2 separate regions of the Mus musculus genome follow, and region 2 is linked to region 1. The links are chromatin loops, found by intact Hi-C in ENCODE. Cell type or tissue: left cerebral cortex. All regions are shown on one strand. Links, peaks and the distances in the headings refer to the core of each region. The heading gives the core; the rest is flanking DNA. Region 1 overlaps Dscam (DS cell adhesion molecule). Region 2 holds the start of Dscam (DS cell adhesion molecule).

Region 1 (11,361 bases), core at 1,375-9,374:
AACTTCATTTGCTGTTTGTATGGTTCAGATTATTCCCATTTCTTGGCTGCTGAGAATATAGTGCTGCACCAGACATGGATTTGCAGATGCATCTCCATCGACAGATTTTATTCCCCCCTCGGAGAATATATATATCCCCAGTAGCAGGATCGCTGGATCATATGGTAATTCCATTTTGCACTTCCTGAGGATCCCTGTGCTATTTTCCATAAAGACTGTGGCAATTTGCATTCCTGACAGTGTGTAAAGGTTCTCTTCTCTCCACATCCTTTCCAGCACCTGCTATCTTCTTTTTGAAGACAGCTATTCTTACTATAGCTGGGCAGTGTCTCATTATGGTTTTGATTTGCATTTCCTTGGTGGTTATATAAATAGATTTTGACTCTTCTCCTTGGGGTGGATGGCTTTGCCTTCTTGGTGGCCATGCATATGATGTTCTATGCACACAGAATCAGAGAGGGGGGAAGAGATGATCACTAGCCCTTAGTAGCAGCACAGTCAGACTTCATAGCACAGAGTTCTGATGCTGAGTGGGAATCTTGGGCATCCCTGTGCCTTTACACATAGCTACCAATGATGGAAAGTATTCCCTCTTCTATCCCTTGCAAGGAGAGGAGCCACAGTCTCCATGGAGACCTTGCAGGCCATTGGGCAGCACTGCAGTGCAGCATCCTTCCCTGTGCAGGCCTTTGCTCAGGGTACTCAGCCATGTGTTCTGCCAAAATGTGGTTGGCTGCTGGTAATGTAGAATTGACAATGGTGAACTTATTGAGTGTAATTAGAAAGCTCTCAATGAACAAGGATCCTTCATTCAAACCCCAGACCAGACCTGCAGCAGCAGCAGAAGCAGCAGCAGCAGCAGCAGAAGCAGCAGCAGCAGCAGCAGCTATCAAGTGAACAGATACATTATCCTACTGCAGAACTATTGAAGCAGGAGGCTTTTACAGAGGACCTTAAGGCAATCAAAGGCATCTTGGCCTGAGGAGCCCTGCTAGCACCCGTACGGACCAGATCCTACGTGGATTGGGCTCTCTTTATGTTCCACTCACAACAGCCCAGTCCCATTTCCCATGTTTCTCCTCTCTGTGAACACCAGACCCACCTGTTAAGACTGGAGCCAGGTACCTGGGAATTTATTTTTTTGAGCATAGGGACAGCACCCTCCCCACACTGATCAGTACCACAGACTTCCCACCCTCCTCATTATCAGCTCCTGTTGGCTTGCTCAGATTTCTAGCTGTGGAATGAGTGAGCCCTTATGCCTCTGTTCTGTGGACTCTCCCAGAGGATTGCTTCCCTTGCCATCAAGCTGATTTTGCTGAGGTTTAAATCTGCTTCCGTTATCCCTCTTCTGAATGTGCCTGAGTGGCTCCCACCATTTCTAAGCATACATTCCTCCCTTTAATGCCTTAGAAATGTTACCCATGTGAAGAAGCCCTCTATATTACTTCTTGCAATATCAGGCCCATTAGTAGTTTCCTTCACTAGTCACAGTCTGGAGCATTTCCCTTTTACCTGGACACACAAGACACACAGACACACAGACACACACACACACACACACAGACACACACACACACACACACAGAGAGAGAGAGAGAGAGAGAGAGAGAGAGAGAGAGAGAGAACAGATCCTATTTGAAGATTTTCTATTTAAACTTACCAATTTTCTCAGCTTTGTGGCTGGTTTTTCTTTGCTTACCCTGAGCTCCCAGCCTGCTAGGAGACAATTGCTTATGTCCAGTCCAGTGCTCCTAAGCCCGAGGCAGGTTGACAGTAACAGAAAGGCATCCTCCAAGGAGCCATGAATCAGTTCTAGCTCAGAGGAGCCTTCTTGGGTGCTGATGCCCTACAAACGTCCACTCCGATGAGGCTCATTTCAACTCTGCCTGATGATGAATGACTGCAGAAACGCAGTTCAGGTCACCTCAGAAATTGGAGGGATGTTCGGTGCGCCTTCTAGAATTAGTTTACGTCATGCCCTAAAAAGCCATTTCAATGCAAAGCACTGCTGTATTGTGGGTCAGAAGGCTAGACCTGATGGTCTTCCAGGCTAATGCATGAAGCTGAGAGTATAAGCTGAGACTATCAAGAGGAAAGGCCTCCAGGGCCAATGCTGAAGGTCATGTATTTCCAGCCATCTCCCCTTTCCTCTTTTCTCTCCTCCTCTCTTTTCCTTCCTCCTTCTTTTGTTTACTGAAGTGAGCCACAGGAGGTTGTTCTTGATACCCACATTAATTAGACCAATTAAACATATATGAGTCCTTTTATTAGCCCACAACCAAGAGCAGGCTTATGCCTCAGATTCTTGGTGCCCAAGCTCAGAGGTACAGCATTTTAAAAGACAAAAACCACAATTACACCAGTGCTCAAGTGGGGGGCAGGGGAGGGCTGCATCAGGGAAGGGTTGGGGTATCTAGTAGCATCTGTTTTCTTGCAAAGCTTAGCAGTATTTTCCAAACACTACACAGCAATAATTATTTTTTATTTATACTTCCTCTCAATTATCTTAGTTTGGTGTTTTAGCTTGCCCAAACATCACTTAGTTTGGTTAATATGTCTGGACAACAGCCAGGTCAGGGACAGCCCCTTGTTGCGGAAGTAGATATGGCTGTTGGGGGATGAGAGGCTGAAGCATTTCTTGGCAGAAACAAGGCAGAGTTAGGACAAGATGGTGTCACCATAGCCATTTCATTTCTCATGTATTGTTCATTACCACAAACTGCCTTATACCTGACACTGAATTTGCAGAACCAGCCAGACGCAGAGGTCAGGGCATAGTGTGAGTCAGGAAAATGTACTCATCCTAGGCTGTACCCCACATTCTAAGACATACCAAGATGGCCCACACTGTTGTGATCCACAGTCTAAGCATGGCTTAGGTGTGTGCTCCACTGAGGAAGCATGGTTTCCATTTGTGTGATCCACTGGCTAGGCATGGCTTCAGATGACCACCCAGCTATCTAGGACTGACCTCTAGGGACTGAGTGGTATTCTTAAGATCTGCTTTGTCAACATCCACCATACTTCAGGGCTTATTTTATTTTCACTACAGTGAGTTTACAGGACACATAATTATAAGTTGTCTTAAATAATTTGATATACAGGCAATATAAAAATATTCAGTAGATTTTAGCAAGGTTCTACCTTAAAATATTTAATAATTGTAGCATTAAATTTAATGTTAATTTTCAAAAGATATTTTATAGGCTCCTTGCATATACATATGAGAGCTGAGCACATGTGTGTGTGTGTTTGTATATATTTACAGAGATACATAATATTATATAATGTACAATAATTCTGTTCAAATTTCAATACTTTATATTTAAATAAACATGTTCAAAACATTTTAAAGTTAAATGTATAAATATAAATAATAAAAAGTTTATACTGAATTTCACCAATTGTTCAGCATAGCTAATTCTTTAAATTTGCCTACATATAATTTTTTAAGTTGGGTTTTTTGTATGTGTGGTATATGGGTATGTGGGTGAGCTCCCCATGTGTGTGCATGTGGAAAGCAAAGGCTGACACTGGGTGTCTTCCTCTGTTGCTTTACATTTTAGTTTTGAGGTAGGGTCCTTCCCTCAACCTGGTTCTCACTAGCCCCTAGAATCTAGCAATCTCTGTTTCCCTTTCCTGGAATACTGAGGTTACAAATCCCTTAGAACTGTGCCCTGCTTTTATGCAAGTTCTGAGGATCCCCTTGCTTATACAGCAAGTAATTTACCCACCAAGCCATCTCTCCAGCTAATTTCATTTGTTTATTACAAGTCTCTGTAAGAGCTAACAAAGGCTAGCTTTCTCTGTTTTTCCTTCTGTGCCGATTAAAATTAAGAAATGAATGTGGTGGTTCCTGTTTTTAGAAAGTGGATGGAAAGGAAATGCAGTTTTTTTTTTTCTTCGATGTGGCATCTGGACAGTTTTGTGGATTAGCTCAGGATGGGTACAAGGCCAAGAACAACATTTAGTTGTGAAATTCTATATCAGAAACAAGGTCTTGAAAAAGGTCTGTAAAGATACATCAGGAAGTTTCAAGGTCATTCCAAGGACATGGCGAAGTAGAAAGACAGAAAAGAGAAGTTTTGACACTAGGAATAAAACACAGCTGCCAGTGCTGGTGACCCCCAGAAAGGGGACACCTGGGAAAGCTGCCTTTTGATTTTAGTTTTCTGCATTCTTGTGTGTAGCAGGTTTCCTATTGTCTCTGCCTCATAAAGTCAAGCAGCCACGAAGGCCTTATGTCCATAGCTCTGTGAGGGGTGAATAGAGGTGTGTGTTTCCTGCTTGGCATCCAGCTTGGTTGGTCAAGGAAGGAGCCAGCTACAAGAGATGACAGCATGCAGAAAGCCACAAAGAAAGCCTGCCTGGACTCTCTCTAAGAGGTACTTGGTGACTTGCACCAAATTAATAAAGGAACAAAGATTCTTAGTCAAAGATTTTATTTAACTCCTTAACTTATGAAGGAGTCAAGCACTAAGATACTGCAGATGCTCCCACTAAGGATATGACTCACAGAGGTTTGTAGTCTCCAGTGTGCAATCTCTCCCTGCAGCCCTAGGAGCAGGAGGCACAGTCAGGATGGGGTGAGCCATGAAAGCCCACCCAGCCACACACTGCCCAGTCATGATGGGCAAGCCATGGAAACACATCTAGCAAGCTCTACCCATCAAAGATTCTCTAAACTTTCTCTCTGGGGGTGAAGCAGGAAGAAATGTTTTATTTTGTTTCATGTGCATGGCTATTTTGCCTACATGTATACCTATATACCACACATGTATCTGATGCATCTGGAGGCCAGAAAAGGGCATCTGATCTCTTGGGAGTGGAGTTGTAGACAGTTGTGTAACACCATGTAGGGCTAAGAATCAAATATGCGTTCTTTGGAAGAATAGCTAATGCTCTTAACCAGAACCATCCCTCTAGCCCTGAAAACATCAACTTACAAGTTGGGATTTAGATTTTGTTTCCAAGTAGGAAAACTACTGAAGATTAGAAGGTGGGACATGGGGCCTCTTAAAAGGAGACCTGTATCTAACATCTTTTATCCATTAGGACTGCCTCTCTGGCTGCAAAGTTCAGTAAAAACCACTGTACTCTTTGGGGAAATGCTACAGGGGATGTTTTCAAGACCCTTTCATTCCAGAAGCCTCCTATATTAGTAGAGCTAAGGAATTAGAGAAGCCCTGTGCATACTGTACAGCTTCCTATATTTATAACCTAACCTATAATGTTTAACTGACAAAGTAGGTGCAATAAGAGCGTTAACAGTAACTGACAGTCAATAATACTATTTATTAAAACAATAAGTTGATACATATGCAGCTAGAGACACAAGCTCCGGGGGGTACTGGTTAGTTCATATTATTGTTCCACCTATAGGGTTGCAGACCCCCACCCCACCCCCAGCTCCTTGGGTGCTTTCTCTAGCTCCTCCACTGGGGGCCCTGTGATCCATCCAATAGCTGACTGTGAGCATCTACTTCTGTGTTTGCTAGGCCCCAGCATAGTCTCAGAAGAGACAGCGATATCAGGGTCCTTTCAGCAAAATATTGCTAGTGTATGCAATGGTGTCAGTGTTTGGGGGCTATGGGATGGATCTCCGGGTATGGCAGTTTCTAGATGGTCCATCCTTTTGTCTCAGCTCCAAACTTTGTCTCTGTAACTCCTTCCATGGGTGTTTTGTTCCCAATTCTAAGAAGGGGCAAAGTATCCACACTTTGGTCTTCGTTCTTCTTGAGTTTCATGTGTTTCGCAAATTGTATCTTATATCTTGGGTATTCTAAGTTTCTGGGCTAATATTCACTTATCAGTGAGGCAGCCTAGTCGGCCATCAGTGGAAAGAGAGGCCCATTGGTCGTGCAAACTTTATATGCCTCAGTACAGGGGAACGCCAGGGCCAAGAAGTGGGAGTGGGTGGGTGGAGGAGTGGGTGGGGGAGGGTGTGGGGGACTTTTGGGATAGCGTTGGAAATGTTAATGAAATAAATACCTAATAAAAAAATTTAAAAAAAACAATAAGTTGAGTGACAATCCCTCTGAATGGCATTTCTCCTCTAAGCATCTCACCATACTGTAGGCCTTCCTTAACAGGCTTGCTACACAATCTCGTTCTTAACATTGAAAACTGGTGGCCTAATCTCTTGAAACAAGCCCTTCCAGGCACCTTCCTTTGGAATATCCAAATAGCAGGCATCACTATTCATGTGTTGGGGCCCTTTTAAAATTAAATAATGGAGCAAAGTTAACCTATTAAATAAACATATTGACCATCTGGCTTTATTTTCCCTTCCAAATAAAAATATCCTAATTAAATACATAAATTGATTCTTATGCAATTAATAATTAAACATCTCAAACCGCATTTATCTATCACAGGTTGGCTGATAAAGGTGCTGGTTTTCCTACTTACTATGTGAATAGATTCAACGTTAATTTAAAGGAAGAGGAAAACCTTTCAGAAATTTTTAGATAAATATTTGCTAATTGATAAGTAAGGCAAAATCATTAGGAATCAGTGCTTATTTGAGCATATATGTATGTCAGCTCTTCCATACCTCTGCCTTTTAATACATTTTTAACCTAAATGTATAAATAATCATGTGTGCTTTTTGAAAAAAAATTATCATTTTTTTTGTAGTCAAATTTTCTTGGCTATATCTTTCACTGGCACAGACAATTTATAGAAAAAAAAAAAACTCTTAAAAGCCATTACCTGCTTTGTGTGCATGCTCTGACTTCAGGAGAGTTAGGCAGGCTGCCTGCCATTAGCCTCCCTGACTACACTTCCACTTCCTTACCTCATTTGCAAGTACGCATCTGTGGGAAGGGAACCTCCACACCATCTCACCCTGGCCCCCTTCATTTCACACCTCTGCCAGTGACAGGGCCAAGTGCTAAAATTTATAAATTGTCTTGTTGAAACTCTATGGGGGAAGCACAATGGGACTCTCATGCAACATAAACCAAGAGAGTGAGATGTTTTAGATCTAGTGCTGAACACCTACCTTGGTAGTGACTCATCAATAGTATATGTGTGAGATCAATGGCTTTCCATTCCATCAACAGCCCATGGCTGTGGCTGAGAGGACCCACCATACCTCAAACATCATATGGTGTGTGTGCTGTTCTGGCTCAGTAGCCATCTGGTGATGGCTTCCTGACGCCCATTCCTTCTTCATTGTGCTGCCTCTTCCTCCAGAACTGGTTCTGCCTGCCATGGGGGCTTGGTAGGGTATGGGGTACCCAAACTAATTCCCAATGGTGGTGCACTTGAGCTATGGCATGAGCTTACTGTGGTAGTTTGCTGGAGCTGTTAAAGAGGCTCTAAGGCCAAGGAGATGTATCTGTTGGTGAAATGTTTGCTACAAAATCCCTGGGGCATGAGTTTAACTTCCATCACTCACAGGAGAGTCTTGCTTGGTGTGTGCATAAGCCTGGTGCTGGGAGACCAAAAAAAACAAAAACAAAAACAAAAACAAAACCCTAGAGCATGCTGGCTGGCCAAACCACTGGCTCCAGTTTTCACCCATCTCAAAAAAGTAAGGTGGAAGTGATAAAGGATGTTGACCTCTGACCTCCATACATGTGCTCACATATGTGTACATGCCAATAAACAAATTAAGAAAAACCCACTCTCATGGCCTTGCTGAGATGGGTTTGGCCATTCCTGCTAAGGAGTTTGGGGTTCCTCAGAACAGAGTGTTGCTGTCCAGCAAGGCTTCCTTCACCTCTGGCTTTCCACAGAAAGGAGCTTTCAGTTGAGGCCTAAAAAAAAAAGAGAGCTTAGCAATTTTAAGTCATTTGCTTTTCTACGTGAATATGTACACTGCTTCTCTCATATTTCACCAGGAATATGAGTAAACTGCTGAGACATTTTGATTACATCAGAGAAAAATATGTGCAAATTCTAATATCCAACATTTCTTCCCATGAACCAACATCATGTTGAAGATCCAGGTCTAAGGAATCCAACGTCTGGGGAGAGTTTGTGGTATCTTTCTCGCTGTGGCCACACCTGCCTCTTGTCACACACCCTTCTCACAAAGCTGTGGCTTCTGGTTAACAGAGATAGTAGTGATGAGCTGTAACATCAGTCCCACAGTCACTGCAGATCAGAAATAATCACAGGTGCACATGAACCTTGTAACCTTGTGATAATATGGAACATCAGAGAGACAGTGTCTGCAAACACTCATGGTTCTCCTTGACTAGATCTTAGGTGTTTAAGAAGCAAAATCTAGATCTAAAAATAGCTTCAAATTTATATGTGTGAAATGGAACAATATATGTAATCCTACAAACAGAAGTGTATCAGCCTCCAACTTGTGACCTATTCATGCCATTTTGAGGTTTGTGTGTGTTTGTGTATATGTGGTATGGGCCAAGTGTGTGTGGATATGTGATGTATATGTACATGTGTGTGGTTTTGTGCATCCATGTGTATGTGAACAGAGGCTAAAGGAGGATGTTCCATGTTGGAGCCGGGCAGAGGTGGGCAATCCTACAGTCTTCCAGTCCCTGCCCAGCCTCCAGTGCTGGGATTAGAGGTGTGGGTGGCCATGGCTGACTTTTTATGTGGGTGACCTCATGCTTTTATGGCAGTTCTCTTACAACTGAACCATCTCCATGGCTCCCACTTCTACATTCTAAGGGAAGGATTCCATGAGAGAATAATTTACTGTCCCCATCCCACAGAGGCCTTGGAAGTGCTGCTTTCCAAGCTCATGTGCATGGCAGAGGAGAGAGATCCACACCTAGACAGACTCAGGGAGAAATGGCTGTTGATCTGGAGTGCTTATATCTGCTGCTTCACATCCTGTTGAGGCAGATCCTGGGTTTACTGGAGAAACATTTCTCTGTAGCTTTTTATTTTGCATGGTCAAATGAACATGTGGGACAGAAAGCTTTGTTTCATTCATTAATTTCTGTTATTTTCACATGATATCTTTATTAACCAGGTGTGTGTGTGTGTCTGTGTGTATGTATGTGTCTGTGTACTTGTATGTATTTCTGTGTGTGCCTGTGTGTCTATGTCTGTGTGTCTATGTATGTATGTGTGTTTGTGTCTGTGTATGTGTGGGGGGGTGCCTCTCTGTGTATGTATCTGTCTGTGCATGTGTCTATATGTGTGCATGTGTGTCTGAGTGTGTATCTTTATATGTGTGTCTATGTGTATCTGTTTGTGTGTGTCTGTATATGTGTGTGTCTGTGTATGTATCTCTGTGTGTATGTCTGTGTATATGTGTGTGAAGTTCTGGCATTTTCTGGAATGCCTTCCAGCATCTGCATCTAGCTTCATTACACTTTGGGCAGAGCAACAAGGAATGTCTTCAGATCACAGGGTTACCAGAGTTGTCAGTGTCTTTTGTAGCACAAAGCTTAGCCCACCAGACAAAGCAGAAGGCTCAGGGTTTATCTGTTGGGTTGTAGTCATAATTACTTTTAGTTCTCTCAATAATATGAAGAGGATCATTCTTAGAGTCATGATTCTTTGTCCTAAAGCTAGGCTTAGAGTCAGGCATGGTAGCACATGCCTGTGGTCCTGCAACTCCAGAGACTAAGACAGGTAAGTTCAAGATAAACATCACAATTATTTCAGTCACCTCTGAACAAACAGCAACAGTGCTCACAGGACTGTATGGAGCATGATCAGGAGAGAATGAAGAAGACAGAAAGACCAGTATTGTCATAGGAGCGGTCCACCCAGAGCTGGCAGGAGTCTGGGGACCATATCTGACCACAGCCCAGTTAGGCTAGCTGCATCCAGCATTGAGAAATGTGTCAGCAAGTGCCCAGTGTCCTCTGAAGGACACTAGCCTGACTGCTAAGACCAGAATCAACCACAAGGTCAACCTGGGAGTGAGGGACCCTGAGGAGCTGACTGAAGTGCTAATAAGCACATCTTCAATGAAAGCTTGTTGTTAGCTAACTGCACAGAGGGAGGGGAGCGCAGAGATTGCTCACTGGAGAACTTCTAAGGCCTCCCTTGCCTCAGTGCTCTAAAACCCAGAATAGGTGAGATGTCAGAGTGACTCATTGTTTGGTGAGATGGGCATTTCTTCTCCACGGACCTGGGAATCTTCAAATGTCCTTGAGCATCTCCAGGGCCCTGGAAAGATTTCTGGGCAGGGCATTCTAAGTGCCTTGAATGGAGTCTGCTTTGAATGGCCTCCTTGCAAGAAATCCCAAAGGAGGCATTAAGAACAAAGTTTCTCACTATCTCTCCTGGATGCCGACCCCCTTTGCAGGCACACAGGCACATATCTGCATGCAGGAGCCTCCAGGTCATTGTTATTTATCATGTCTAGGGGAACACTGTCATCCCAGGAGGCCCATGATTAACGATAATGTGGGAACTGGAGGTAATTTGCTGACATGTTAGATCTCTGCAAGGCACTAGGATGGAAGCAGCATTTTTCAAACCCTGCTCTGTGGGAGCCCCAGGGGCTGTGGGGACTCCAGGCAGGAGGAGGGTGGAACTCTTGTGGCAGACTCTCCATTCTGAGCTTGCTTGGCTCTCTGTGTTTGTTACACTCCTATGAAGATTCTGAATAACAAAAGTGAATGTGATCTGTAAAGAAAAAAGAAATCTCTTATTATTATATCTCAAATGGAGTGTCCCTTATGGAAGGAATGTGCCAAACGATTCCCGGACCATTTTCTAGGCATGCATACATGCATCTTTAGAGTTTTGTTTTGACTTGTTTTTGTTGTTGTTGTAGTCATTGCCTGGGTTTTTTGTTTGTTTATTATTTTGTTGTTTTTGTTTTTTGAGCTGGGATGGAACCCCAGGGTCGTGTGCATGCAAGGCAAGTATTTTGCCACTTAGCTGCACTGCACACCTTGTGAGTCCATTCTGAGGGTCATCTGCATTCATTTGGGGTTGCCATAACAACAGCAATGTGTGGCTGAACAAGAACTTATTCCCACAGGGATTTGGGGGTTGGAGTTGGGTTGGGGTTCATTCCTTCACAGGTTCTCCATTTTGACTTGCAGATAGCTGCTTTAGTCAACTTTGCCGAACTATAATGAAAACCCAAGGGCAGGCTACTAATGAAGCAGAGTTCAACCTATTTCTCTTACAGTGGTGGCACTTCAGGCTGGCTCCTACTTTATTCAGTTTCCACTTGGGTCCTGTGGAATATGTCAGGTGTTGATGCTTCCTGTGGTAGGGGCCTTAAGAAGTAGGAAGAGCTGGGTGTGGTTGCACACGCCTTTAATCCCAGCACTTGGGAGGCAGAAGCAGGTGGATTTCTGAGTTTGAGGCCAGCCTGGTCTACAGAGTGAGTTCCAGGACAGCCAGAGCTACACAGAGAGACCCTGTCTCAAAAAAAAGAAAGAAAGAAAGGAAGGAAGG
Region 2 (11,361 bases), core at 1,474-9,473, 260 kb before region 1:
GATATTTTAAATGGTGTATTTCCTTCTTTTTGCAAAAGGAGCCCTTTATTTTTCTTTATACCAGATCCCCAAATTTATATAGCTAGCCTAGCTATATAGAACCTTAGCCACCACTGGCCATGGTAACCAGGCACTAGGCCTAGGCTGCAGAACACCGCAACCATTATAGTTAGAAGTGCTGATGATTTCATTCTGTATGCCAGGGCAGGAACACTCATGAGACGCACACGTATGCTTAGAACTGGTAAGTGGAGGTAGTGGTTTGACTCCAAGCTGTCTGCCTCAGCTTTGTCTTGAGTGCTTGGCTACCAAGCCCCAGCTGAGCCTTAAGATGGTTGGAGTACCTGAAGAATTGTGCCCTAAAAGAACAGGAATGCAGGGAGGGAAATCAGGCCCACTGCCTGCCAGGGAGCACAGCTTTGAGGAACAGGGAGTGAAGAAACACCCTTTGCATGCAAAGGCAGAGGACACTGGGGTTCGTGTGTAGCTGGCAGAGCTGGAGGCGCAGCCTGAGTGGGCGGCAGCACGTGACCACCTACAGCTGCAGAGCAATGGCAGCCAGTGCGGCGTCAGGGCTCAGCTGACCCTTCCTAACACAGGGCCTGGCCATCTTGTGCCCAGCCCTGGTAAAGCACCATTTTATTTCTGCCTCAACATTTGCTTTTCTGGGCTATTCTGTGAGCCGTTTTAGGGGTGCCTAATCTGTAAGTGCACATGTAGTTCAGGCAGAAGATGCCTGATAGTCTGCGAAACTATCTCCATTTCCCATGAAATGGTCCTCTCTTGCCTTCCCTCAAAGCTTTCCCAGTCCATAGTCCTGGCCGTGTGCATTCAATGTTAGACTTTAAATCAGGGCACATTCTGACTCTGTGGGTCATTATTTTGTAAAGTGCCAGATACGGATATGTGCTTTTTGAAGGGCCTTTGTTGAAATAGTATCATTACTTCAAGATCTTTCTGGAGACCCATTTAGGCCATGGTCTGCTGTGCCAAGAAAGGGGTTGCATGTTGGGACTCAATACGCACTATCAGCTATTTTAATCAGTTTTTATACACCACTCAGAGACCAAAATTAGAATCGCTCATGTTTGCACCCTAGTATGTATTAAAGATAATTAAAAATCAGCCAGTGAAGTCAGAGAGCTCTTCCCAGGAGCCGCGAGGACTCCAAGGCAGCATTTCCCTCTAGGCAGATGGACTAGACTTTTCAGGGAGTCAATACGGACTCCGAATCCTGCTGCACATCGCATCAAAACTGCTAACGCCTCGCGGTCACCTCTGCCTAGCTGGCACCCTTCCGGAGTGGTCAGCCCCCGGCCGCATCTCATTAACAACCTGCAAGAACAGAGCTACACACGATGGGCTGTGTGGGGACGCGTCTCTGAGCCTCTGAGCCTCTGAGCCCTGGGTCCCGCCGACTGCGTGATCCGCCGCACTCCTCTGCTGCTGCTTTAAGACTGCAGAGCGCCCCAGCGGCCAGAGCAGGGGAGGGGTCCCCGCTCGCCTCCGCGCGCGGCCCGCCGGGCTCAGGCAGGGAAGGGCAGCACAGGGGACCCGGCGCCCGAGGCCGCCGCAGCAGGATGAGCCTGGCCGCGCGCCTGCTGCCTGGCTGCGGAGGGTGAGGCCGGCGCCCGGGAGGCCGCCGCCTGGCCGCGCTGCGCATCGGGGGGCGCCCGGCATGAGCTCGCGCCCGCGGCTGCGGCTGTGCGCCCGCGCCTGGCTGCCCGCGGCCCGCTGAGCCGAGCCGAGCGCACGGCGCACCTGGGCTGTGTCCGCGGCGCGGGGCGCGGCGCCCGGGAGCAGGTGTGCGGGGGCGCAGCAAGCGGGGAGCGCGGCTGGGCGGCTGGGCGGCCCCCGGGCAGGTGGCGGGCAGCAAGCGGAGCCGGGCCGGGCGCGGCGGAGCGCAGCGCAGCGCGGGGGGCGAGGCCGGCGCGTGGCTCGCTCGCTGGCTCGCTGGCTCGCGGGAGGCCGGGCAGCAGCAGGGGCATGTGGATACTGGCTCTCTCCTTGTTCCAGAGCTTCGCGAATGGTGAGCCTTGCGGTCTGTGCTGATTCCTGTCTGGGAAGGGGCCCGGGGGATGGGTGCGGTGTAGGGGGTTGAATGCATGGGTGAAGTCTTTTCCCTTTCCTTTCCTATCCGGGTTGGAATGTTCGTGCATGCGTTTATTTATTTATTTAAAAAATATATTTGCATTGCTTTGGAGAGGTTAGGCGATACTGATAGGAGGCCGGGGAGGCATCGCTCTGCAATCGTTGGAAGCAGCCTACCTAGCTAGCTAGCCAAGTGCCAGCTCAAAGCCTAACTCCAGAGCTAGACAGCTACCTCATCAGAGCCAGGCAGGTTTGGGAAGAAGAGAAGGGAGATGATCATTGCCACTTTGAATATCATAACCAGAAAAGGACATGGCGTTAGGAGCGTAGGCAGGTGCAGGGGTCAATTAAGACAGTAGCCCTCAGGTTCTGCACTCTTGAGCCTTAAAGCCTCCGCTTTAATTCTGCTACAGTTTATCCTTGAAGGCTGTGGGAAAGATGCGTCTGTCTGCATCCCCCTCGTCCCCTGGACACTACATGTTCCTCGCAGTAGTGTATGTAAAAATATGCACTGCTAGGCATTACATCATCTGTAATGTTGACAAATTTTTTAAAAATCACCTGTATACTTATAAAAGTGAAATTGGTGAATGTTGTACATGGTGTTTCCCCCTCATGCGCAGCTCAGTATAGCCTTTTGAGATGCTTTCTTCCTGATATTTAGAATCTATGGCTTTTGATGGAGTCAGACCCAATTAGTAAGTGTGTCTGCACCTTAGGCTGCCTGTCACAGTGTAAATATGAACTTACATGTATGAATGGCTTTCTCTCCTGTGGCAAAGAGAGGGAACTGTTATCATTTGGTACCGCTTGGAAGCATCCAGGGCTTCAATACCCATCTTAAATGTGGAACATCTGCATAAAACGTATAACCTGCTGACAGTTAAAATTAAACCATTGAGAGAGAGAGAGAGAGAGAGAGAGAGAGAGAGCACGCAAGTGAGCGAGAGAGAATGTGAACATGAGAGAATGTGAATATGAAAGAATGAATATATCTGGTCTTTACAAGAAAACAGGAGAGGGAGAAGCCAAGGGGAGGCTGTTAAGATTTTTCTGGAAGATACCCAGGGAAGCTGTAAGCACTGGCTGTATTTTCTTTGCAGACTTAGAGAACAGCTAACCCACAGCCAAAGGAAGGACATGATATTTCCCAGGTTTTAAAAACAAATGACTAAGGAAAGATGGAGCCAAATGAAGAATGTGCCCCCAAATTCACACAAAGCCGGTCTTTTGCTCTTTAATATAACCGAAAGCAAAGTGACAGGAGTTTTCCCTCTTGAGATTTCCTCCCAGGGGGAAAAATTTCAACAAGTTCTGACAAGACACCCCCTCTCTCCAGAGGGCACTAACCCTGGCCTGCCTCCTCCAGGGAATTCACCTAGGGGGACATTTGTGCTTCTGAGGAAGCAATCAAGTCTTGAGAGCAGCCCCTGCTGCTTGCTGCTTTAATGGGAAACCACAGAAAAGGCCCAGATGTTCACAGATGTGTTCCAAAAGCCAATACACCTTGTCTTTCCTGTCAGGATGACATATCTGGACTCCTGGCAAAGGCCCCGAGCTATTGAATGAAAGGAGATTTCCACTCTGGGGAGAAATAGGTAATTCAGGATGGTAAGCCAGGCTGTTCTGGTTGTCAGCCAACCAGCATCTATTTTTTTTTTTTTCAGTGTGAGATATATATGCTGAGCATGGTACAGAAGAAATTATGATAGTCTCTGATACAGAGATGCTATAAATGTCTATGATTTTTTAAATCAGCATTTCATAACTAAAAATTACTATATAAAGAATTTTGTGCAGTGTTCAAATGGAGTGAAATCTACCACATGGAAAATATATGCAAAGATTGCTCATGTGCACCTGGGTAAAGTCATGCAAGAATTATTTGCAAGACTTTTAACATCTGTTGAGAGAATCAGTTATTGTTGCAGTAAAATGCATAGGCAAGTTGCTCTGACCCCATCAGCTGAAGGCCAGGGAGCCGCCTTATGTAAAAATGGCCCTTCCTCTATATGAGCAAGCATGGAAAAAAAGCCTGACTCCAGAGGTTTGGGCTTTTACATTGGTGTGTGTGTGTGTGTGTGTGTGTGTGTGTACACAGATTTTTGGATTTTCCAAGGATGGTGTTTAAGACATACTATGCAAAATATTAGTATATATATATATATATGTATATATATATATATACATACATACATACATATACACACACACACATATGAACCTGATTTAAAATGCTGCCTTTGGCCAGAATATATTTCAAAAATATGAAACTAAATACTACCTATCTAATATGAATGGAGTCTTTTTTAAATTTTTGGTCGGCAATTGCAATATTTTGGCCTATGTTCATTTTGGAAAAAGTACCCAAATGTGTGGTAAGAACCACACTGGTTGCTAGGCCTCAAACACTAAAATGCCCATTATAGCCATATTTTCTTTTTCATCTGTAAAATATTATGCAATTGGATATTTGGGTAAGAAGCAGAAATGTCCAGTCTGTGTTTCAGACAGTCTGTCTTCATCTGAACAGTAGAAAGCAAGTAATGAGGGGCATGTTTGCTTCTTAAAGCACCCTTGCTGGGCAGGCTGCAGAGGGTATTTGGGGCAAAGACCAGAAGCAAGAGAGCAGTGCCTGCATGGGTTAAAAGCTTGTGAGTGACCTCACCTGAGAAGGTGCAGAGAGCCTGTGAGGTAGCTGATGCTACCCCTGACACCCTGGGAATATTCCCAGGACAGCTTCAGAGGCACACGTGTGTGCAGACACACGCGGCTGCCTGTGTACTCGGCATGCACACCCAGCTGCAGCAGTTCTCTGTACAGGGTCTCTTGATTTTTAACCCCAGTGAGTCCTTTCTAGTGTAACACTCCTGACAAAAGCAGAGATGGCCTCCTAACAGGCAGAATGGGGGACAGGTTGCAGGTTTATATGGTCTGTGTGATGGCTGCATCCTGGCGCTGCTCTACACACACCTTTGACATTGACTTTTCTTTGGCCATGAAATCTTGAGCTTCACTGCATTGTGCTCTCAGGCTCCCGGAGGCTCATTAGCTGTAGTAGAAGAGGGTGGAGTGACGGTGGAGAGATTATCAAGGACAAGCTGGGTGTGCAGCACCTTTGGGACTCTGCAGATCACATGATAGGGCATTACAGACCTGACACCCGGTATTTTATTCAGTCACAGAAGCAGGGTTTTTTGGTTTTTTGTTTTTGTTTTTTAATAAATACTGGTGCATCTTGAAGACTTTAAAGTAGTATTTTAAATTTTATTTTCCTTAGAAATATATCAGCAAAAAAAAAATCTCTCTCCCTTATATTTATAGAGAATGGAGATTATTTCTGATAATTTCAGAGTTCATCTAAAATTTCTAGGCTTTGCACAGAAGCTGCATGCCCCTATAAGATGCCTTCTGTAGGCAAACAAAATGCCAGGCAGACCTTTAATAAATGCCAGCCAATCTGCCTCCTCTCCTTCACTACCCTCCTTGCCACTTGGGTGTCACCAAAGGTTTCCTGCTGTCTGGGATACTCAGCAAGTCACAGGGCATATTCTGCACCATGCATACAGTGTGTTACTGGGGGGGGGGGGGATGCAATTTTTGCCTAAATAAATAAATAAATAAATAAAATCTTCCCATTTAAATCCCTGAGGCCTGAATGTCCACATAGGTGACAAAATATTTTATCATGGATGTGTCTGGAGAAAACAAGGAAGGTGACTAAGGCTCAGCAGGAGTCAGCTCAGTGCCATAGGAACTTGATGTCAAGGGGGAGGGGCTGTCTTAAGATCTATGAGCACTGTGGGAAATGGGAGTGTATGTATGTCTTTTGTTGTTTTAAAATAAAGTAATGGCTTTCCCCATTTCCTGTATTTACAAAGTCTTGATTGTGAATGTGGTTAAGCATAATTAACATGGCAATAGGCTGGACATTCGGGGCGTTTTAGAATGAACCCTCCCATTTATCTGGCTTTTTAGTGAGGCTCACCTAAGCTAGGTAGGTGCCCTGGGGCTACCCAGGCATATGATATACATTTTCTTGGCCATGGCACTCAGGTGCATGCTGGACCTAGGTGGCAGGCACTGTGAGCCTGGGAGACACGGAGCTGCTGCTACCTGCATGCCAATTGTGTCCCCGCCATAGGACACTAGTGGGCGGCAAACCTCGCCAGACTCATGCAGCAAGCTCTCAACAGAGCAGGCAAACCTCTGCCTCCGAGGACGCTCCACACACTTGTATAGGGCTTTCCTGAGACGCCGCCTCCCCAGTGTCCCTCAAGTTCATTGCGCCCAGACTCTATAGCTCTGGAGGTGGAGTTTTACACATAGCGATTATGTTCAGGGTTTGGCAGGTCAGAGATGGTCTGCAGCCTTTGTTTTCATTTATACAAAGAAGGACGCAGCTTGCAGCAATGTCTCCAATCCCGGAAGATGCACAGAGGGAAGGGTGGTGTCGGGAGTCCATAGTCCACAGAGAGGTGCATTGGTTCCTCCCTTGCACACTGCCCAGAGAGCCCAGGGGTGGTGCGTGCATCTTGGAGGGGGCAGCTCCTTGCCTGATTGGCTGACCTTCCAATGTCATTCCAGGAGCCGCGGGGCCTCTCCTCTGCTGCTGGTGACAGGGGCTATGCTGGCGTGCTGCTTGTCCGCAGTCCGTCAATCTCCTGCAGCTGTGGCTGCAAGGCTCTGGGGGTCTGGAGCCGCGCCCCACACCCACACCAGGCAAATCGGGCAGCACCTGTTCCTCTGGGTCAGCTTTAACTCTTCATATTCTGAGGATCTAGGTGCAGAAATTCTCAGCTCACCTCTGTCTGCCCCCCCCCCCCCAACACCTCAACTATATTCACGTTCCTTAATGTTTTGAAAACCTAAGCTAATTCAAAGTTGTATTTCCTTTGCTATACGCTTGGCGAGAATGAAGATTCCGGCAGCCCTGTGGTGTATGATGCTGCTATGAATTCTGAGGGGAGCATCAGAGTGCCTTCTGCAGGCAGCAAGCTCTCCACCTGGGCTGCAGGAATGAAGAGCCAATGGGAAGGGCAGATCCCTGAGTTAGTTCAAAGGCCAGACAGCTTCTGCCCAGATGCTCAGAGGGCCAGGTTCAGCCTCCATTATCCTTCCTAAAACCTTGTGCTCTGATGGCTTCAGGGAAATCTATAGCTTGTCAATTTGAGGGTTACCTGAGAAGTGATTCAGTCTCAATAGATGCTACCATGCATGGGCTGAAATGTCTACTGTGACCAAGTGTGTTCTTTGTATGAAACAGAGTGCAAGTCCGGGTGGAGATAAATGAGTGAGAGAGGAAAGTGAGTCATAGCCTTCCACCCCATTCAAGCCTTTCCTCCTCTCTCCACTCAAAGGCTTCTTTCTAGCTTCCTTCCCACCCTGGGTTCTTCACCCAGTTTGCTCTCTTCCCTCCAACCTCTGCCTCAGCTGCATAAAAAGGATGGGTGAGCAGCTGGCAGCTTCCCTCAGCCTGCCTCTGCTTTCTGACAGGCAGCTGGCCTCTGGCTGGAGAAGCGTTTGTGCTTTACAGATGACTGTGGGGTGTACTGTCTTACAAAAGTGACTCGCTCACATATGGAATGTGCTGGGACTTTCTCTTGGAGACACAGCCTGCTCTGATATCCCCAGGTACCCTTCTTGGGATGCAGTGGGGCTGGTGTCTCAACCAGTGATTTTATCTAGGCCTGGGAACCCTTGTTCTCCATTGACAAGATTTAAATTCTCCAAATCTGACATTCAAGCTTCCCAACAACTCCTGAGAATAAAAATAAATAAATAAATAAACCTCCAGCCTTTTAGTTTTAAAGCCTTAATCATGTCTATAAAGTCTTGCTCCTATTTTCGTAAGTCTCAAATGGCTGCAGGTCTCTTGTCGATATCTTAGTTTGCAGCAGAGTTGAATATATACTTGGTATTTCATCAGAATAACATGGAAAGATTATATTTTAATCGTTGTTAAAAATACCAGTGTTACATACAAGGATCTAATGTTGTAAAGATTATAGTCTACTTCTTTTGATTTTTGGAGATCAGCAATTTATTCTGTGTTGATCAACATGGGTGATTAACTCTCTTAGATTATGTAAATATGTAAATATTTACATATTTACTTATGTCCACTTAATAGAGAAAGGATGGACCCAGCTGAATAGGTGTCTGATGAGATAAGAGGTGACAGAGGGAGATGGAGTAACAGGGATTGATTAATCTTGCCTATATCCCTATTTAAGTTTTTTTTTTTTCCTTCAGAAGACAGTGAGTAAGATTTAAGAGTGAGCAAGCAGTCCTATTTATAGAAAGCCAGTTTGAAATGCAGGGGCAAAGAACCCGAAAGATATAGAAACTGAAGGGTTGCTTCCACTCTAAACTCCCCTGTGTTCCTGGCTCCATACTGAACATTGTCAAAGAGACAAAGCGAATCACCCTTATGGAAATATTCAGAACCTGTGCCTGGCTCTATGGAATATTCTGGCAGTTCAATCCCTGTTACATCCTCCCTAGGCTTGAGAACAAACTCAAGTGAGTCTGAGCTGGAGCTTGGAGGCTCAGGGAGGACATGGTCTCTGTGGTGCTGCCACTAATATTTATGCCACAATAAGCATGGTCTCCCCTAGAGACTCCACGGCAGAACACCATGGGGATGGAATCAACGCAAGCTTTCAGAGAACAGCAATTACAGAGAGAGAGAGAGAGAGAGAGAGAGAGAGAGAGAGAGAGAGAGAGAGAGAGAGAGAGAGAGAGAAGGGTTTACACTGAGGATCTCATTATTGTCACAGGGTCCTCTTTGCTAACCTGTTATTAAATTCCGGAGATTTAAATTGATATGCACACACTTCTAATTGGACAGACTTGTAGGAGACACAGCTACAGGCCATGTAACTGACATAAATGTTATTGGGCAAGGGGAAAGGAACACACCTCTTAGATACAAGAGTCCATTTTAAATTTTATATTCCATGCATTCCCTTCAGTGCTTGGCTTATTTCACTAAGCATACTGCTTTCTCAGTCCCTTAAGTATGATCAAGTTAAGTATGTACAAAAATATGGTGTTGGGGAGATGGTTACCAGTATAACCCACATTTGCAAGCTTGAGGACCTGAGTTCACCCCCCAAACCATGAAAATGCTAGGTACAGGGATGCACGCTTGTAATTGGCGAGCTCCATGTTCAAAGGAGGTGGATGCTTTCCTAAGGATGATGCCTAAGGTAGTCCTTTGTCCTCTGGCACCCACGGAAGCATGTACGCACGCACGCACGCACGCACACACGCACGCACAGTAACCTGTTAACTTTACAGAGTCCATTCCTTTCTCCCTGGGCTGTGAAGAAAACGTATCGGAGAGGCAGGAGAGACAGAGTGATGGCTGATTTTGTCTTCTGCCACCCTTGACTCTTTTCATCTTAATGGAGAAACAGAAAACAGCCTTTTTCCTGGTTTTGTGCAGAATGTAAACAATCCACCTGTGTTCCTTGCCATTTAGTCAGTCGTCGGTTCATCAGATCTCTGAACTCTTCCACACCAGATGCTCCTGCAAAGAAACAACATCGTGCTGTCCCTCCCTTTCATCACCCATGGGTCGTCGTGATGGTCAGGTTTTACCTGGGGTTGCATCCAGTGTGGATGGCTCACGCCAGTGAGGTGAACTCCTTTGTGGTGGAGACTCGTGCCTTTGATTCCTGCTTGTGTTGAGTGTCTGAAGCTTTGATTCTTTGCAGGGTTAGTGTTACTATGGGAAAATGTCTCTGATTTTATTCTAACATAGAGGCAGATGGAGGTGAGGGGGCCACTGCATCCTGTGAACATAGCCTGTTCCTCGGGCAATATTGTGGAGACTGCACATTAAGTAAACATATTTCTCCGGAGGAAACTCCAGATTCGTTTCTTTTCTCCATAGTCACCCTGCTGTGGTGTGAGTTGATCTAGGGTTCCCCTAGGATACTGAAAACCCCAAATCCCAGGCTGGTTAATTACAGTGTTTATTTCTTAATATTGGCTGCAGAGCATTTTTTAATAAGTGATGTGTAGGAGCTGGGCTACACGTATGTAGCAATGCTGTGATATTTGATTTTTGAGAATTCAGGAAGGAATGGAGACCCAACAACTGGGGATGCTGGCAAAGTAGGCAGCTGCATAGCATGCAGAGACACCCCTTCTCCAGGTCTAACCTCTTACTGGGTCCACTCCTGTAAATTTAATTCATCTATTTTTTTGCTAATTAAAAGGAAGTGCCTAAAATGTGGGTACTGGTTAGTTTTGTCAACTCGACACAATCCAGAATCACATAGAAGAGAGTCTTAATGAGAACTGTCTAGATCGGGCTGCCCTGTGGGCATGTCTGAGGGAGATTGTCTTGATTATGTTAATTAATGTGGGGATTCTGAGCCCTGTGTGAACACTACCTTTCCCAAATCTGAGTCTTTGACTGAGAGTGGAGAAGGCGAGCTGAGCAGTTAGCACGCATGCTCTCTCTGCTCTGGACTGTGGATGTGAGTAGCTGGCTCAACATCCCTGCCATGACCTCTCAGAAATGATGGATTGTAATCCGGAATTGCAAGCTGAATAAAAACCTCTTCTCTCTTTATAAAAAGATTTATTTTTACTTTAAGAGTATTTGCCAGAGCGTACACATGCACACCATACACATGGTGTCTGTGGAGACCAGGTCACATTCCTATCAACAGTTGTGAGATGCCCTGTGGGTGTTCTGCAAGAGCAGCCAGTGCTCTTAAGGGCCACCACTCTAGTCCCAACCCTTTCTCTCTTAAGGTTGTTGTAAAGGCATTTCATCACAACAATAGGAAGTGAAGCTAGAGTGCCATGGTTAGTTCCAGCAAAGAGACACATTAATTAACTTCTTTGTCTAGTGAGAGGGAAATACAGGAGACACAAAGTGCTTTCAAAGGTCTGAGAATCTCCTTACACAGGGTGGTTAAATTGGCAGTCTGTCCGGTACCATGACAGGACAGCAGACTTTGAGTGATACGGGAGTTACATAAGTGCATGTATGCAAAAACTTTGTTGGTTACTGTTTAGAATACTCCTGATTCAAACTCTATGGACTAATTTGGGAAGGAAAATGCTGACCTAGAGGTGATCTTGATCTTGGTTAAGGTACTATGCTTTGCTTGGGGGTTGGTTCATTTGCCCTCTGGAATCTCACAGCAGAGCCACACCCCATTGGTATGCCTAGTTACAAGAAGTCCCACATCCCCTCCCTCCACCCCAAACACCTATGCCATGCCATACTCAAGGGTGGGAGGG

Evidence for each region. Hi-C counts contacts between places; a loop is a spot of excess contacts. Peaks named below come from ENCODE experiments on the same cell type or tissue, not always from the same donor. Only the 100,000 strongest peaks of a DNase experiment are listed, where the experiment ranks them.
Region 2: a loop joins it to region 1, with 2.6 times the contacts of the local background. A loop is called at or near these places in 2 of 42 quality-filtered maps.

The regions. Positions count from the first base shown.
Region 1 is chr16:96,903,539-96,914,899 of GRCm38, reverse strand. All of the region lies in intron 3 of Dscam (DS cell adhesion molecule), which reads left to right. It overlaps Gm32432 (a long non-coding RNA gene), which reads right to left. Exons shown (of 2, transcript XR_876307.3): 1 at 1-11,361. Among named protein-coding and RNA genes, the nearest start is that of Gm32432, 27 kb to the right of the region's middle. In left cerebral cortex, for the core only: no CTCF peak of the experiment used is centred there; DNase peaks (open chromatin) are centred at 4,469 and 6,890.
Region 2 is chr16:97,160,902-97,172,262 of GRCm38, reverse strand. It overlaps Dscam (DS cell adhesion molecule), which reads left to right and starts at 1,528. Exons shown (of 33, transcript NM_031174.4): 1 at 1,528-2,029. The coding sequence starts at 1,987. In left cerebral cortex, for the core only: a CTCF peak has its summit at 6,241 (motif pointing right); DNase peaks (open chromatin) are centred at 4,830, 6,272, 7,503, 8,477 and 6 more places; H3K4me3 peaks cover 4,376 bases; H3K27ac peaks cover 2,108 bases.